Linked DNA regions of Homo sapiens: region 1 is linked to region 2. The links are chromatin contacts, found by POLR2A ChIA-PET in ENCODE. All regions are on one chromosome and are shown on one strand. Each heading gives the region's core, a stretch centred on a gene start or an enhancer-like site at or near the end of the contact. The rest is flanking DNA. Distances are from core to core; before and after follow the strand shown.

Region 1 (6,857 bases), core at 3,241-5,740, 680 kb after region 2:
GTACTGGGATTATAGGTGTGAGCCACCGTGCCCGGTCGACCCAGGCTTTTTCTGTCACCTTGCCTTCTCTCATGCTAGACAGGAACGCATGGATTTATCACCTTCAGAGCCCACCTGACTTTTGGAATGACAGAAATATCGGACTTCTGTAAGTCATCTTCCCTTCTTAGGAAAGGTATTTGGGAATAGAAAGCAGCACTCTGTAAATACCTAATTGATTTGTATAGAATGTTTCCTTGTAAGAGGGACATAGGTATGTTTCATAGCTTAGATCCCAAATGGGTCTTTAAAGTGTTGTGATTAGAAATTGTACCCCCTGTCAAAAGATACCTACAGTGGCCAGGCGCAGTGGCTAATGCCTCTAATCCCAACACTTTGGGAGGATGAGGCGGGCAGATCATTTGAGGTCAGGAGTTCCAGACCAGCCTGGTCAACATGGCAAAACCCCGTCTCTACTAAAAATACGAAAAGTAGCCGGGCATGGTGGCAGGCGCCTGTAATCCCAGCTATTCGGGAGGCTGAGCTGGGAGAATCGCTTGAACCTGGGAGGCGGAGGTTGCAGTGACCCAAGATCGTGCCATCGCACTCCAGCTGGGGCGACAAGAATAAAACTCAGTCTCAAAACAAACAAACAAACAAACAAACACCTAAAGTGAACTCAAGTGAAAATAATACAGTTCCTTCCTACCGAAGAATATTACCTTTTCAAAGAAGTATGCATCGAAATGTCCCAGGTTTTAGGTCCTCTGCTAGGACAGGCTTAGCCCAAGAAGAACAAGTATATTGGGTGTTTGTCTCTTTCTCCTCTCCAGTCTAGTAAAGATTTCTGCCCTTAACACCCATTTTTCTTTAGAAACACAAAAGAAAACAAGGAAGGCAATGAAACTGAGAGGCTTCTGAATGGGATGGTCGCCTGGGTGAGGGGCTTATGTCTAGGAAGGATGCTGTTAACGGACGCCATGCTCTCTTCCAGGTTTGTTGGTGGACCAAAGTAAGATCTACAGCAGGGCCTTCTACTCCTGCGCAGCTGGCATGGCCCTGGCTGCTGTGTGCCTCGCCCTGGTGAGACCGTGTAAGATGGGACTGTGCCAGCATCATCACTCAGGTGAAACAAAGGTAGTGAGCCATCGTGGGAAGACTTTACAGGACATACCTGAAGACTTTCTGGAAATGGATCTTGCAAAAAATGAGCACAGAGTTCACGTGCAAATGGAGCCGGTATGACACACTTTCTTACAACAACAGCCACTGTGTTGGCTGGAGAGGGATGGGGTGGGCCCAACGGAGACACAAGGAGGTAGAGGAGCTAACCCCTCTACTCCACTTTCAAAACTACATTTTAAAGGGAATGTGTATGTGAAGAGCACTACCAACATCGCTTTTGTTTTAAGTTTTCCTTTTTGCTTGTTTTTAAAGCCAAAACAAAAAACAACCAAGCACTCTTCCATATATAAATCTGGCTGTATTCAGTAGCAATACAAAAGATATGTAGAAAGACTCTTTGGTTCACATTCCAATATTAAAATAGTGACACGAACTGGCAAAGTGGTTTTAAAAGCTTTCACATGGGATAAATGATTTTCTTTCTTTCTTTTCTTTCTTCGTATGGTCTTGTCAGAATAAACTACTATCTTGAATAAAACAACATCCAACCCAGGTCATTGAAATGAAATTGGCCAGTCAAAAAAAAAAAAAAAGACTTCAATCATTTAAAAAATTCCTAATTTTCAGAAATATGAATAAATGGTTTTTGTTAAACCCTTTGTAAAATACTGAGGTTCCCATTAACAAATTATGGCTTCTGCTTGCTGGAAATGAAGTATAGTTTAAGACCAAACATTTTACTAATAAGCAAATTTTAAGTACATATATAACTTGAACTTCATAAATGTGAAGATTACCACTTCTTTTTATGGCCAGTCCTTACCAGAAGTGTTTCAGTACAGAATATACAAAATGGCATTTAAAAATGTGTTTCCTGTTGCTTTTAGTTATACAGAAATATGTGACTGTAGTGTCTTTAATTTAAACCGCTATTTATTATTAAGTTATTCTAGGATGATTAATCAAAAGAAATAAAATCTGAGACATAAGCAGCATTTTTACCTCCTTTCTGCAGTCCTTTAAATGCCTCACAGAATACGTCTTATCTTGTAAAAAATACTTTCATAAAAGGCCAAGTTGTCATGATTCTTCCATTTGATTAAGGGCAACATGTGCTATTTAAAGGGGAAAAAATAACGGATAGCAAATCACCTTAGCTTTCAAAAATAATTTGTTTTATCATCTAAGAATACTTGAGGAACTTCTTTGATCAGAATTATATTTCATTGAACTGTTAAAGCATTTCTGATTTAAAGAAAAAACCATCTAATTGTTGAAGCATTTCTGTATTTCACATGGGGGTAACAGAGACATTTATGTTATAGCGAGTTACAAGTTGCAATTTACATCTTCTATAACTCACAACTTGATTGTTCTAAGTTGCCAGAGGTATCGGGTAACTGGTCATTGTTTTTTTGTTGTTGTTGTTGTTGTTTGTTTTATTTTTTATTTTTGGAGTCACACTACATGTATAGTATTGCTCACGTTACAGTTTTCTGTAAAGAGGACAAGTGTCAGGATAATAGGTGGACTTTTTACTCACCTATTTTACTGCAATCTCACCCTGCAGGTGACGGTCAATGCTCGCTGCTCCATCTTTACTCATCATTAATGTTAATTTATGACAACTCGGGGGAAAAACATAACAAGCCTAGTTTGGTTACAGGTACACACAAGCTTGAATATTTCTCTGCACTGAAATGAAAGTGGCATAGTTCATCACCACCTGCTACATTTTGTAGAGCATCTTACCAGCCATAGAAATAGGACAATCTATAAAACTTTGGGGAGGGTGGGGGAGGAAATGACACAGTGTCTGTCAAAAACAGGCATAATCTAAAACAAGGTGGATATAGCAAATCTCTGCCACTGCTTGAGAAGAACTTTGAGCTTGTGGCAGTTTTGCAGACTTACATGACTTCAGCACTTTACAACGTATTTTTACTATGAATGTTCAATACAATTTAATATTTATAACTGATTTCAGAGGGATCTGCTCCATGTCTATTCTGTTACCTGCATGAAAAGAGAATGCATGCCAATTTCAGTATGTCAATAATCAAGGTTTTAAATGTTTGGAAGAAAATAAAAACAAGATTGCTGATTTGTTCTGTATTAGTGACATTCTGGTACTTCTAGATTTGCAATACATTTATGGCTTTTTTATTTAAAGATACTGATTTTCTTCTGTTATAAGATTTTTTTATTGACTCTCACAGCATTCAGTATTTGATGCAATTAAAGTTATAAAAACTCACCAAAGATTCACTCCAAATAAATAATTTTTTAACGTTTATCTTCTGCAAAACCTTTTAACTCTACTAGAGACACATAAAGTTTCCCAAGAAGTGTCTACTGAACTTTTTATTTATTTATATTTACTAGTATTTTTTTTTGAGATGGAGTTTCACTCTTGTTGCCCAGACTGGAGTGCAATGGCACAATCTCAGCTCACTGCAGCCTCCCAGGTTCAAGTGATTCTCCTGCCTGAGCCTCCCGAGTAGCTGGGATTACAGGTGCCCGCCACCACGCCTGGCTAATTTTGTGTATTTTTAGTAGAGATGGGGTTTCACCATGTTGGCCAGGCTGGCCTCAAACTCCTGACCTCAGGTGATCCACCTGCCTCGGCCTCTCAAAGTGCTCGGATTACAGGTGTGAGCCATCGTGTGTGGCCTGAACTTTTAAATCATTTTTTCTGGTCATTGAAAGCAGGACAATTTTATTTTATGTTGAGTTTTTCATGCAAATTACAGCACCTTAGAAAAAGACTAAATAATTCAAGGGAAATATTAAGTAATGAATAACAGGAGAGCGAAATAAAAATTAAACAATATAATCAAATGAAGAAGCATGTTTTCATCTAAGAATTAAGAATGAAAGCAGCGATGGTATTTAATTATTAATGAAAAATACATGAATGAAATGATATCATGGTAGCCAGAGTAAGCCTATCAAAAGTCATAACGGCAAATAGTTAAAGACTACAACCAGTTACAGAATCGTTCCAAGAACTGTTGCAACCTGTAAGTAAACAGCACAGACTCTACATGCCAGGGTTTGGCAAACTTTTTCTGTAAAGGTCCAGATAGTAAATATTTAAAGCTTTGCAGGCCATGAGGCCTCTGTCTAGTCAACTCTGCCATTGAGGGTCAAAAGCAGCCACAGACAATATATAAATGAATGAATGTGGCAATGTTTCAATGGAATTTTATTTATGGATACTGAAATGTGAATTTCACAAGATTTTCATACAGGAAATATATATTTTTTCAATCACATAAAAATGTTAAACACACACACACACACACACACACACAATTAGCTCTCAAGCTGAAAAAAAAAAAATTCTAGCTCCTTCACCACATATCTGTAACACTGGCACAGATCAGTACCACCAGAAGCAAAGCTCTGAAAACTAACAGTCCTGACTCATGGGAAAGGATTCATTGTGGTCAAAGTAATTCTTAGATCATAACTGCCCCAAAATAGGAAAGATCAAGCAGCTAACACTTTTTCGTTGTTGTTGTTTTGAGACAGAGTCTTGCTCTGTCACCCCGGCTGGAGTGCAGTGGCACGATCTTGGCTCACTGCAACCTCCACCTCCCGAGTTCAAGCAATTCTCCTGCCTCAGCCTCCCAAGTAGCTGGGATTACAGGCATGCACCACCACACCCAGCTAATTTTTGTATTTTTAGTGGAGACAGGATTTTGCCATGTTGGGCAGGCTGGTCTTGAACTCCTGACCTCAAGTGATCTGCCCACCATGGCCTTCCAAAGTGCTGTGATTACAGGTGTGAGCCACCGTGCTTGGCATTATAGCTAACGTATTTGTTAATTATGTTTTCTTTTTTTTTCCTTTTTTTTTTTCTGAGATGGAGTTTCACTCTTGTTGTCCAGGCTGGAGTGCAGTGGTGCGATCTTGGCTCACTGCAACCTCCACCTCCACCACACCAGGCTGTTAATTATGTTTTCATTTCTCCTGATTAAAAAGATTCTGCTTTAAGATTGTTGACTTCAAGAAGTTTCAGTATAAACCTTATGTAGACTTTCTCTCCCCAAAACTAAAATTATTCTAGTTATAAAAATGAGTTGGGCCGGGCGCAGTGGCTCACGCCTATAATTCCAGCTCTTTGGGAGGCCGAGGCGGGTGGATCGCCTGAGGTCGGGAGTTCAATACCAGCCTGACCAACATGGAAAAACCCCGTCTCTACTAAAAATACAAAATTAGGCGGGCGTGGTGGCACATGCCTATAATCCCAGCTACTCGGGAGGCTGAGGCAGGAGAATTGCTTGAACCCGGGAGACGGAGGTTGCAGTGAGCCGAGATTGCGCCATTGCACTCCAGCCTGGGCAACAAGAGCGAAACTCCGTCTCAAAAAAAGAATTAAGATCATGTACTCTTTTAAGACCTATGTATCCGTAACTAATACAAAATGTGTCCAAACCTTTTAACAAAGTTATACATTTTATACTCCAATAGCATGTAATGTAGCTTTTGAGCATTTATTTGCCTTTCCCTTTGCTTAATACCTGGTGATAAAATAGAAAATGGATTCTATGTCAGCATTCTTGTGGCACAGATTCAAATCACCAGGTGGTATTTATTAGATTTAGATTTCCATACTCCAATTCAACTATTGTAAATTAGAAATCATCATGATCCTTCAGCTGGGCATGGTGGCTCACACCTGTAATCCCACCCAGCACTTTGAGAGGCCGAGGTGGGTGGATCACTTGAGGTCAGGAGTTCGAGACCAGCCCAGCCAACATGGTGAAATCCTGTCTCTACTAAAAATACAAAAATTAGCCGGGCATGTTGGTGCACGCCTGTAATCCCAGCTACTTGGGAGGGTGAGGCAGAAGAATCACTTGAACCTGGGAGGTGGAGGTTGCAGTGAGTCAAGATCGCGCCACTGCACCCAAGCCTGGGCAACAGAGTGAGACTCCATCTCAAAAATAATAATAATAATAAAAAATAAGAAATCATGATCCTTATTTTCACAAGTTTGCAAATATGGGGCTCACAAGGAACTAGAGTTTAGAAACCATTGCCTTTAAATCTTTAAACGGTGGCCAGGTGTGGTGGCTCATCCCTATAATCCCAGCACTTCAGGAAGCCAAGGTGAGTGAATTGCTTGAGCTCAGGAGTTCAAGACCAGCCTGGGCCACATGGTGAAACCAAAATTAGCCAGGTGTGGTGGCTCATGCCTGTGGTCCCAGCTACTCGAGAGGCTGAGGTGGGAAGATCACTTGAGCCCAGGGGGCAGAGGTTGCAATGAGTCCAGATGGCACCACTGCACACAGCCTTGGCAAAGAGTGAGAACCTGTCTCAAAAAAGAAAAATTGTAATGGTTATGCACATTACTTAAAATGACCTATTTAAGGAATTCAGACATGTTACATGCAAAAATGATCACTGCTATAAATATACATTGCATTGAGAAAAGAGAAGCTGCCCTTGTTTTCAGATTTGTGTTTATATTGCATGTGTCCTAAGTGAGGGCGATCGTAGCGTACAGCTGGGCCAGCCGCCGTTGCATAAGTAAGGAAACTGGGTCCCCCTAGTGTTCAGTTCTCATAATGACTCTCGAAAGGTGCAGAACAAGAAAAGTGGCAAGAGAACTTACAACTTCGCTATCCGTGTAACAACTCACCCAAATCAAAATTACTTCAATGACTATCCGTTTCCTACAGGGAAAGTTAGACGGGAAACCTGATGCCCAGAACATTTCCCCAAATATTATTGAGAAAATA
Region 2 (6,712 bases), core at 3,638-6,137:
AAAAAAAAAAAAAGAAACATCATGATCACTTTTACTAGTGGTGCCTACGGCCATCTGGGGGCAGGGAGTAGATCTCTGTCATTCCCATTAAAACAATAAATAAGTAAAAAGGAAACTGAGGGTCCAGGAGCGGTGGCTCACGACTGTAATCCCAGCACTTTGGGAGGCCGAGGCAGACATATCACGAGGTCTGGAGTTCAAGACCAGCCTGACCAACATGGTGAAACCCATCTCTACTAAAAATACAAAAATTAGCCGGCTGTGGTGGTGCGTGCCTCCAATCCCAGCTACTCCGGAGACTGAAAAAGAAGAATCACTTGAAACTGGGAAGCAGCGGTTGCAGTGAGTTGAGATCATGCCACTGTGTACTCCAGCTTGGGCAACAGAACGAGACTCCATCTCAAAAAAAAAAAAAAAAGAAAGAAAGAAAGGGAAACTGAGGCCTGAAGAAGCCAAGTCTCTGGCCTAAGGTCACAAAACAAACCCAGCTTACTGGCAGAATTGGAATTGCCTTCTTTCTATATCCAATCGCCCACTCCACCCTCCTACACCCACCTGGCCTCCCATGTCACTCAGCCATCACGGTGTGACCCACTTAAATCATTATTCAGAAGACCAGTTGGCCCTTCCTGACTGTAAGTCACCCCCAAAGCATCACTGTCACCATTATAATTAGTAAGGCCTCATTAAACTAAGAAGGTACCTGTCCCAGACTTTAGGAAGCCACCTGGTTTCCGGAGGCTGGGAGGGACTATGACATAATTCATCTATCCAGCAGAAAATACTGATTGAATGCCTGCTGGGTTCTGGGGTGCCCTAAAAGGTGCTAGTGAACAAAACCCAGGCCCTGCTCACGAGGAGCTTGCAGTCTAGTGGGAAATTCGGAAGCCCTGCCTCTGCCTGTGTGCACATTATGATGGTGAATGTCACATACCCTGGCCCAGCCCAAGGGATGTTTTCATATATTGCAGAGCAGAGGAGAAAACAGCAACCTTCCCCTTACACTCCAGACTTGCCCAACTGCCTGCTGGGTCTCGCCTGTTGGATGCTAATAATCATCTCAAATCATCCCACATCAAAATACATCAAACAGAACTAGCTCTTAGGCTCTGCCCACCCTCTCTTCATCAATGGCACCCACCTACCCACTCGTTCAAGTCAAGAACAATGAGTTGTCTCAGTTGCATCCTTGTCCTCAATTTCATCCTCTCCTGGTCACATCCAATCCATGAGCAAGTGCTGGGTTGGGCATGTCCAAACTCTGCCCCAAATCCAACCCCACAGCCATCATCCTTTCTCACCTCATGCCTCTGCTGTTACTCAACGATTCCACTTCAAAACGATCATCACAAATCTCAAATGGGCACTGGGCCCTGGCTGGCAAGCCTATATTACCTGGGTGAGTTCACTCTCCCACTCTCAGACCTCTGTGACCACTCTTTCCACAGAAGGCCTAACCTCTCTAGCTTCCTGAGACTTTACTATTGCAACCATTTCCCCCTTTCTCCTGCATAATCAATTTCTTCTTGTCTACCAGATTATTCCAATTAACGTACAAACATGTTCTCCTATCTCCCTTCTGAAAAATTCCCTTCCTCTTGCCCATCACCCCTCTCACTGCTACTCCATTCCCAGCTGTCCTTTACAGCAAAATTTTTCCAAAGAATTCTCTTCCTCTCCTATCATCCTCTTTCACCTGCTCCAAAGTGGCTTCTGATAAGTGGCTTCTGCCTCTACTGCTCCTCTAAAACTGCTCTTGTCACACCACTGATGATCTCCACTCTGCCAAATCCAGAGGTCACATGTGGGTCTCTGTCTTACTTGGCCCTTATACAGTTCTTTTCAAAACATCCATTAAGACCGGGCACAGTGGCTCACCTCTATAATCCCAGCACTTTGGGAAGCCCAGGCAGGTGGATCACCTGAGGTCAGGAGTTCGAGACCAGCCTGGCCAACATGGTGAAACCTTGTCTCTGCTAAAAATACAAAAATTAGCCGGGCGTGGTGGCGCATACCTGCAATCCCAGCTAATGGAGATGCTGAGGCAGGAGAATCACTTGAACCCCAGAGGTGGAGGTTGCAGTGAGCCGAGATCACGCCACTGCACTCCAACCTGGGCAAGAGTGAAACTCCATCTAAACAAACAAAACAAAACAAAACAAAACAAAAATAGAGATCAAAACATCCGTTGGCCACCTCTTAATCTATCCAAGCCTGATTCACTTAGAATGAGCTCTTCTGTTCTCGCCAGGCCATGGTAGGATGGAGAGATGTCAAGTCTCAGCACTCAAGTCACACATTTGTGGTGGTCCAGCAGATCGGACTTAAGAAAGGACGTCAATCCATCCACTGGTGCTGGAAAATGCGAGGGTGGAATGTTGGCCAGGGCAGGCCGTGAGATGTCCACTAGGATCACCAGACAATGTCCCTGTGAACTTGTTCCCTTTATCTTTTACACAGGGCTGGAAATAGAAAATGTAAAACATTGATACAGTCCAGGCACAGTGGCTCATGCCTGTAATCCCAGCACTTTGGGAGGCCAAGGCAAGAGGATTACTTGAGCCCAGGAGTTTGAGACCAGCCTGGGCAACATAGTAAGACCTCATTTCTACAAAATAAAAAAATAAAATTAGCCAGGCATGGTGGCATGTGCCTGTAATTCTAGCTACTTGGGAGGCTAAAGCAGGGGGATCATTTGACCCTGAAAGTCAAGGTTGCAATGTGCCATGATTGTGCCACTGCACTCCAGCTTGGGTGACAAACAGAGTAAGATCCTGTCAATCAATCAATCTAAATAAAAATAAATAAATAAATAAAACGTTGATACAGGGAGTGACAGGATCACTGGTGTTTCTTTTTCGCTTCTCAATTTCCATGATTGCTGTTCAAATGGTGTTTAGGGGCTGCGTGCGGCGGCTCATGCCTCTAATCCCAGCACTTTGGGAGGCTGAGATGGGCAGATCACTTGAGCTCAGGAGTTCGAGACCAACCTGGGCAACATGGTGAGACCCCCGTCTCTACCAAAAACACAAAAAAATTAGCTGGGGATGGTGGCACATGCCTGTAGTCCCAGCTACTTGGGAGGCTGAGGTAGGAGGATCACCTGAGCCCAGGAGACCGAGGTTGTAGTGAGTCAAGATCGTGCCACTGCATTCCAGCCTGGGTGAAAGCGCGAGATTCCGGAAATTCCGTCTCAAAACAAACAAACAAACAAACAAACAAAAAATGGTGTTTAGGCAACAGAGAAAAGTTGAGTGCCAAAATTTACAATGCCTGATAAGAAGATTTGGTCCTCATCTGCACGGATCCCGCCTATGGGCGGTGAGCAGGAAAGAATCCCCACCACAGGCAGCAATTAATAGAGACCTGCTCACGGCAGCTCTGAAGGATGTGACGGCTGGAGCCTAGCTGGCATCACTCAGGATTCCTGTGCAGCTGGGATTGTGTCTCAGTGACCTTTTCAAGAACTTGGCTATAGAATCCATTTATCTGCTATATACTCTGTTTAACCTTTATGCTGACAAAGAATGCCCCAGGGAACAACTTGAAACCTTGCCTTTCTTTTCTCTCTTTCTGGAGATTAATCCATATTCAATCCCAATCTTTTTTTTTTATCAATACCAATCTCCTTCTCAGACCTCTTCACCTTTACTGGACTCAGAAGCTTCAGTTCTCCTTCCTCTAAAGATGAAATCAAGCCTTGTCGCCCTGACAACACATTTCCTTTGGCCCAGGGTTGTAAATCAAGAATGGCCTAGGTCCCTCCGGTCCTCTCCTGAGGTCCCTTGTGTATCTCCCTTGTGACACATCAAAAGAGCCATACACATACTTATTAGCATCTCTGCTCTTGAATTGTGGACTCCAGGAATGCAGAAATTGGACCTTGTCCCCTCCCTCCTTTCCTAAGACCAGACCCTTTAGAGACCCTCCAGAAACACTTGTTGAAAGAGTGAAATCCACTAGGGGCCCGTGAAGGGCCCTCTCTGGGCCTGTTGAACTCAAGGAAACCTTTCTCAGTTCTTCTCTGTCCTTCTCTCAGCTTTTCTAGACACAACATACTCTATCCAGCTAGCGTTTGGAAAGGTCCTGTCTGACTCCAGCCTCATCTGCCAGAAAGAGAGAGAGAAAAAAGTTACTGCATGCTGAGTTGAGATATTTTTAGGCTAACAGCTGCTGGGATGAACCAGAGAGTTTCTGTTCTTTTTTTTTTTTTTTTTTTTTTTGAGAACAGAATCTGGCTTTGTCTCCCAGGCTGGATTGCAGTGGTGCCATCCCAGCTCACTGCAGCCTCCACCTCCTGGGCTCAAGCGATCCTCCCACCTTAGCCTCCTGAGTTGCTAGGACTACAGGCCCACACCACCACACCCAGTTAATTTTTATATTTTTTGTAGAGATAGGGTCTTGCTATGTTGCCCAGGCTGGTCTCAAACTTCTGGGCTCAAGCGACCCTCCCACCTCAGCCCCCGAAGTGCTGGGATTACATGTGTGAGCCACCTGCCTGGCCCTGAGTTTCTGTTCTTGTTCCGCAAGGTGTGACAGACATCACTTCGTCCTAGGCTGCAGAAGCTTCAAACTGACAAGTCCCATCTAGGGAACAGAGCAGTACCATGAGGAAATTCCTGTTTCTGTGGCTGAGTCTGCACAAAAAAGAGTGAATGGGGTATGCTAAATTTTGCTTTCTCTTAAGGACTTCTGAAGACTGAAAAACCAAGATCTATTAAGAGGGGTGTGGTTTTGAGTCTAGCCCACTGGGAACCAGCATGAGTCCTGTGTGACAGGCCCAAGCCTGGCTGCTGATTCTGGCAGAGTTGGCCAGGTAAGGCATGAGAGTCCTGGGAAAATAATGTGGGAGGGTGGACAGGAAGTGCCTGCCCAGACAGAGTAGGGAGAAGGATGTGAGTAAAACCAAGGATGTGTAAGCACGTGCGTGTGTGTGTGTGTGTGTGTGTGTCTGTGTGTTTACAAACTGACAAGAGGTGTAACTCTCTTTCCTTTTGATGCTGTGACCTCTCCCAAGGGACTTTCTCCAATAACGGTTGGTGAGTTTCCTTACTATAAAGGGGAACACTAGACATTTCCAGAAATTTAACAAAGCCTGCATCAAACTACAGTTGGGAAGTGTGTATGTAAAATTGTCACAAGATTATTGACTATGGCTGGGTGTGGTGGCTCATGCTTGTAATCCCAGCACTTTGGGAGGCCAAGATAGGTGGACTGCTTTGAGCTCAGGAGTTCAAGACCAGCCTGGGCAACATGGTGAAACCCGTCTCTGCAAAAAAAAGTAAAAAAAAAAAAAAAAAAAAAAAAAAAAAAAAAGCTGGGCTTGGTAGCGCACCTATAGTCCCAGCTACTTGGGAGACTAAGGTGAGAAGATCATTTGAACCCAGGGAGGTGGAGGCTGCAGTGAGCCAAGATTGTGTCACTGTACTCTAGCCTGGGTGACAGAGCAAGACTCCATTAAAAAAAAAATCAGAAGTTTAAAAGAATAAGGACCAGACCTTTAAAATTCTGTCCAACTTTATAATCTTATTTAAAAATAAATACAAGTTTTTGGCCGGGTGCAGTGGCTCTCGCCTGTAAGGCATGACTTTGGGAGGCCGAGGTGGGTGGATCACATGAGGTCAGGAGTTCGAGGCCAGCCTGGCCAACATGGTGAAACCCCATCTCTACTGAAAATACAAAAATTAGCCGGGCGTGGTGGCACATGCCTGTAATCCCAGCTTCTTGGGAGGCTGAGGTAGGAGAATCACTTGAACCTGGGAGGCAAAGGTTTCAGTGACCCGAGATTGTACCATTGCACTCCAGCCTGGGCAACAAGAATGAAACACTGTCTCAAAATAATTAATTAATTAATTAATTAAAATAAAATAAATAAACACAAGTTTTTGAAAAACAAAATAGATTGATGTGTTTTGGTTTTAGGGAGACCTTAACTTTTGTTTGATGGGAGAGGAGGTTGAACAAAACTGTTCTAGAAAGCTACTCCTTTATTCTGCGTGTCTCACTAATTAGGCAGAAGAGGAATCACGGGGCTAGCTTGTCCTGTAGACTATCAGATCTTTTGTTTCATAGCTATATTTTAAGCTTTTTTTTTTTCTTTCGGTAGTTTCCTCATCTGGATATTTGAAGCTTTTTAATCATAGAAAATTTCAAACACGGGAAGTTGAGACAGGAGAATCGCTTGAACCCGGGAGGTGGAGGTTGAAGTAACCTGAGATCACTTCACTGCACTCTAGCTTGGGCGACAGAGCAAGACTCTGTCTCAAACAAAAAAAAAAAGACTGGGTGCTCATGCCTGTAATTCCAGCACTTTGGGAGGCCGAGGCGGGCGGATCACCTGAGGTCAGGAGTTCGAGACCAGCCTGGCTAACATGGTGAAACCCCGTCTCTACTAAAAATACAAAAATTAGCTGGGCATGGTGGTATACATCTGTAATCCCAGCTACTCAGGAGGCTGACGCACGAGAATTGCTTGAACCCGGGAAGTGGAAGTTGCAGTGAGCAAAGATCCTGTCACTGCATTCCAGCCTGGGAGACAGAACGAGACTCCATCTCAAAAAAAAAAAAGAAAAAAGAAAAAAGAAAATCTCAGATAGACACAAAAGCAGAGATGATAGCGGCGGAATCAATGCCTGTGATTCCCGTAACCCAATGAGCAACACATGCCTAATCTTTTTTCATCAGCTCCCTAGTCCTGTCTCAATTGCATTTT

The links. ChIA-PET counts read pairs that join two places held with the same protein, here RNA polymerase II (POLR2A).
Region 1: POLR2A ChIA-PET joins it to region 2 with 18 read pairs in PC-3. The contact joins two enhancer-like sites. POLR2A ChIA-PET finds 5 or more read pairs at or near these places in 2 of 52 experiments (H1 and PC-3).

The regions. Positions count from the first base shown.
Region 1 is chr17:64,955,326-64,962,182 of GRCh38, forward strand. LOC107985000 (a long non-coding RNA gene) reads right to left here. Exons shown (of 3, transcript XR_001752973.3): 1 at 1,867-6,857; 2 at 1,629-1,631. It also overlaps the pseudogene SLC16A6P1. Among named protein-coding and RNA genes, the nearest start is that of LRRC37A3, 39 kb to the left of the region's middle. Within about 2 kb of position 4,491, at least 2 of the 41 ENCODE cell types and tissues checked have a DNase peak (open chromatin) inside an H3K27ac peak, as active enhancers do.
Region 2 is chr17:64,273,920-64,280,631 of GRCh38, forward strand. No RefSeq gene overlaps it. Among named protein-coding and RNA genes, the nearest start is that of TEX2, 14 kb to the left of the region's middle. Within about 2 kb of position 4,888, at least 5 of the 41 ENCODE cell types and tissues checked have a DNase peak (open chromatin) inside an H3K27ac peak, as active enhancers do.